2 separate regions of the Homo sapiens genome follow, and region 2 is linked to region 1. Evidence: read pairs that join two places in POLR2A ChIA-PET (ENCODE). Cell type or tissue: PC-9. All regions are shown on one strand.

Region 1 (2,500 bases):
CAGCTCCATGAATGGCTTTCCCCATTCAAAAAACCTAAATGCTCTCATTACAGAGTCCCATTTGTAAGAAGCCCTACAGAGTCCCAGCAAACCTGTTCTTCTCTTTCCAACTTGGCCATGTCTCAGATGGGACCCCAAGAGCTTAAGCTTCTTTGAACTCACCCACAAATAACTGGTTTGAGTAGAGGGAGTTGGGGATGTCTGTGGAAAACTGTGAACTCATGCTGGATGGAAAGCCAGGGTCCTAATGGTGACACCCCTTGGAAGCAGACTTTATTCTGTGAGTAGTGGGGGGCCACTGATGGTTTCTCAGCAGGAGTAGGTAATAAAAGATGTGCTTCAAGAAGATGTCTGGTAGCAATGGGTAGAATGATAGTGACCTGTGATTATTCAGGGTAGAAGATGATTATGGCCTAGATAGGGCTCTGGAAACAGAGACTGCTGCAGAAAAAAACATGGTGGGAAGAATCTATAGAATTTGGAAAGTGAGTAGAAGTATGTGTGGGGATGGGAGTGGGGGACTGGGGGTGGGAGAGGTGTCAGATGCTGCCAAGGTGTCAAGCCAGAAGTCACTGGATAGTTTATTAGGATATCCACGATAATCCTCAAGATGACAGTTTAAGATCGATGTTGGAAGGGAAAGGAGATACTGAGAAATTAGTCGAGGGGTTGAATAAGTATAACTTGTATGTTTTTTATTACCTCCAAAGCATTTTCATCTTACTTGATCCTTACTGGCTCATGGGATAGGTAAGTAAGAAAGGCTGTAACTTTGTCCAAGCCACAGAGGCCAACAGAATTGAGGTCAATTTCTCTAACATGATTGAACAGGAAGCTGTTTAGTTATTTGAAAACATCAGTTAAGGCAAGATCTCATAACAACATGACACAAGCAAAACATTTTTCTTTCATTTGGCCACTCACTGCCTGAACCGAGTTATGTGTTTGGCAAGTTCACCACTTTGTGAGTCCAGGTTGGGCGAGGCAAGATCGTCTACCTGAAGTGAGAGAAAAAAAGCTAGAGACTTGCTTGCCCAGTTTCCCTTGCAGCTAGAGAAAAGGCTGAGGGAGAAGTGAGCTCTGCCAACCAGGCAGCCTGCACGGAGGCGGACTGGGAGCTTACATTATGAAAGGGAGGGGGGAGCTCGTGCTCTCTTCAGCAGTGGCAGGAGAAGGGTGGCCTTGTAGCTGCACACTCGACACAGAGGTAGCTTTGAGGATGGCAGGGCCAGCAGCTGCGATTAAGGTCCTGGCAGACAGGTCACGTGGCATCGAGAGCTCCCTAGAGGTGGCACTTTCTCGTCAGACCAGTTCTGGGGTTTGGTGTTGGGTGCTGCTCCAGGAAGCTCAGCCTTCATTCAGACTCTCCAGTTCTCCCAATTCTCCAGCTGCCCAATCACGTCTCTGCTTAGCCAGAGTCATTTTCTGTTGCTAGTGTCTAAGAACTCTGACTGATACACCTTAAAACCATAAATGTTTTGTTTTACTTTAAATATCACATGGATAGACATACTCACCAATCTTAACACCAGTTGAAAGTAAGTCCTGTGACATATAAGCAAAATGAAAATAGGAAAAGTTTTATTTTGATAAGCACCCAGGAGTCATTTTCTAGATTTATTAAAACTCATTTATAATATCAAGTTTTTTTATAGAGGCAGGCTACAAAATAGTAAATATGCTGTATTTGTTGCACCCACAAGAAAAGAATATGCCCAAATGTTAACAGCCATTATCTTGGGGTAGTGGGTAATGAGGAATTACTGATTTCCTCCATTCTGCTCATATACAGTTCAAAAATTTTCTGCCATGCATGTGTCATTCTTGTATGATAAAATATTTTTAAAACATATAGAAAACAGGTCTGTTTTCTTCTGTAATTGTGCTGATCGTTACTTTTCATCTCTGTTGGAGCATTTTAGGAGCAACTTCCTTGCCTTGGTCTGATGTTCTCAGAAGGGATTTGCAGAGAGTAACACTCCAGGTTTCTCTACTCCCACCCCACTCCCACCCTACTCCTCAACATCCACCCCTTCTGGAGAGCTTCGGAGGAAGTCCTAGACAAGCCTGGCTTCAAGCCTTCCTTGCTCTTTTTCACCTCTGTCTGCCCACAGAAGGGGGCATTCTGGTCTGCTCTCCTGCAGGTAAGTTACCAGGCAAGAACTGTCCCCCTGCACCAGGGCTGAGAGCATGAGTGACACTAATTCCAGGCAGTCTTTAGTGGCCACACATCTAAGCCACAGTTTCCAACTGGCTTTATTAATAACAGAGCTCCATTTGTCTCTTGCATTTTATTTCTCATTTGGTTCCTAAAATGGGAGGGGAATTGAAGAAGGTAATATAGACACACCCAGGCACCAAAGGAACTGTGATTAACACTATTTTCTTAGGCCTCTCAGTGCCCTCCATGAATAAGTCCTGAGACACAGGGGAACGCAGGCTGCTGAATGGATTTTCAATTGCCTATAACCCTGGGGAGAAAACGCTCAAGCCCCAGTAT
Region 2 (2,500 bases), 300 kb after region 1:
AAAACACACAATCATCTCAATTAATACAGAAAGAATATTTGACAAAATTTAACAGCATTCCATGATTTAAAAACTATCAACAATGAGAAATAGAAGAAATTTTTTTCAACCTGATGAAGGGCATCTACAAAACCTGACATTATTATATAGCTAACATTATACTTAATGATAAAAGAGTGGCAACTTTCTCCCCAAGATCAGGAACAAGAGAACGTCAACTCTTACCACTTCTATTTAATATTGTATTGGAGGTTCTAGCCAGGGCAATTAGGCAAGAAAATGAAATAAAGGACATTCAGATTGGAAAGGAAGAAGTAAAACTATTTCTATTAGTAGATAACATAGTCTTGTATGTAGAAAATCTTAAGAAATCCACCCAAAATGATTAGAACTAATGAACAAGTTCACCAAATTTGCAGGATACAAATTAGTTGTATTTTTATACACATGCAATGAATGATCCAAATGGAAACTAAGAAAACAATACTGGCTGGGTCTGGTGGCTCATGCCTGTAATCTCAGCACTTTGGGAGGCTGAGGCAGGAGGATTGCTTGAGCCCAGGAGTTCGAGACCAGCCTGGGCAACAAAGTGAGACCCTGTCTCTAAAGAAAAAAAAAAAGGAAAAGAAAACAATCCCATGCATTAAAAAGAATAAAATATTAAAATACTTAGGAACAAATTTAACAAAAGAAGTGTGGTATTTATACCCTGGAAACTATATAGATAGATAGATGGGAATCAACCCATATTCATGCATCAGAAAACTTAATATTGTTAAGATGGCAATATTCCACAAACTGGTCTACAGATTCAACACTACTCCTATCAGAAGCCCTGTGGATTTTTTTTTTTGTAGAAATTGACAAGCTGATTGTAAAATTCATGTATAATTGCAAGGAAACAAACATAGCCAGAAAAATCCTGAAAAAGAATAAAATAGGAGGACTCACACTTCCCAACCTCAAAACATACCACAAAGCAATGGTAATGAAGACTGGCAAAACAATAGATATATGGACCAATAGAATAGAATGGAGAGTCCAGAAATAGATGCATACACTTATGGTCAACTGATTTATGACAAGGGTGCCATGACCTTTCAATGGGAAGATAAGAATCTTCTCAACAAATAGTGCTGGTACAACTGGATAACTGCAGATGAAGGAATAGAGTCGGACTCTCACCTAACGCCATAAAAAAAAAAACAGCTCAAAATAGATCAAAGACCTAGATATAAGAGCTAAAATGATAAAATCGTTAGAAGAAAACATAGTATATCTTCATGACCTTGAATTTGACATAGCATTCTTATATATGGCACCAAAACCAAGGACAACAAAAGAAAAAATAAATTAATTGGACTTTATCAAAATTAAAAAATTTTATGCATTGCAGGACACTGTCAGGAAAGTGAAAGACAACTCACAGAATGGGAGAAAATATTTGCAAATCATACATCTGATAAGGAATCTGTATCTAGAATGTAAAGAACCTTTATGACTCAATGTAAAAGTAAAATAACCCGATTAGAAAATGGGCAAAGGGTCTTAATAGACTTTTCTCTAGAACCATATTCAGATGGCCAGTAAGCACATGAAAAGATGATTTACATCGTTAGTCATCAGGGAAATGCAAATTAAAACCAGAACGAGATATTACTTCACACTGACTGGGATGGCTAGAATAAAAAAGTTAAATAATGACAACAAATGTTGCTGAAGATGTAGAGAAATTGGAACCCTCATATACCACCAGTGGGAATGTAACATGGTTCCACTGCTGTGGAAAACAGTCTGGCAGTTCCTGACATAATTAAACATAGAGTTACCATATGCCCCAGCAATTCTAATCCTAGGTATATAAGAGAAAAGAAAACATATGTCCATGCAAAAACTTAAACACAAATGTGCATAGCAGCATTATTCATAATAGCCCAGAGGTGGAAATAACTCAAATGTCTATCAGTAAATGAATAAACAAAATGTGGTATATTCATACAATGGAATATTATTTCAGCCAATACAATGGAGTACTAACACCTGCTATAATTTGGATAAACCTTGAAAACATGCCAAGTGAAAGAAGCCACTTACAAAAGACCACGTCAGTTGATTCCATTCATATGAAAGCCCAGAATACAGAAATCTATGGAAACAGAAATTGGATTAGTGTTTGCTTAAGGCTGAAGAGGGAATGGGTGGATATGAGGGTGGTATCTAGAGACTGTAACCATTTGGAGTTTCTTGTTGATGTGATAAAAATGTCATAAAATTGACTGTGGTGAAGGTCGCACATATCTGTGAATATACTAAAAACCATTGAAGTGTAGACTTTAAATGAGTGAATTGTATGGTTTGTGAGTTATATCTAAATAGAGTTGTTTAAACATAAATGAAAGGGTTGATGAGAAAGGGAAGAGAAACAGATGAATAAAATATGTAAAATAATGCGGTACTAAAACCTAGGAAAATATTGGCCAGTGTGGGCTTTTCAGAGGCA

Evidence for each region. Peaks named below come from ENCODE experiments on the same cell type or tissue, not always from the same donor. Only the 100,000 strongest peaks of a DNase experiment are listed, where the experiment ranks them.
Region 2: POLR2A ChIA-PET joins it to region 1 with 6 read pairs; 2 of 35 experiments call an interaction of 5 or more read pairs at or near these places.

The regions. Positions count from the first base shown.
Region 1 is chr9:69,644,508-69,647,007 of GRCh38, forward strand. All of the region lies in intron 1 of APBA1 (amyloid beta precursor protein binding family A member 1), which reads right to left. Among named protein-coding and RNA genes, the nearest start is that of APBA1, 27 kb to the right of the region's middle. In PC-9, no CTCF peak of the experiment used is centred here; a DNase peak (open chromatin) is centred at 1,274.
Region 2 is chr9:69,941,708-69,944,207 of GRCh38, forward strand. No RefSeq gene overlaps it. Among named protein-coding and RNA genes, the nearest start is that of MAMDC2, 100 kb to the right of the region's middle. In PC-9, no CTCF peak of the experiment used is centred here; no DNase peak of the experiment used is centred here.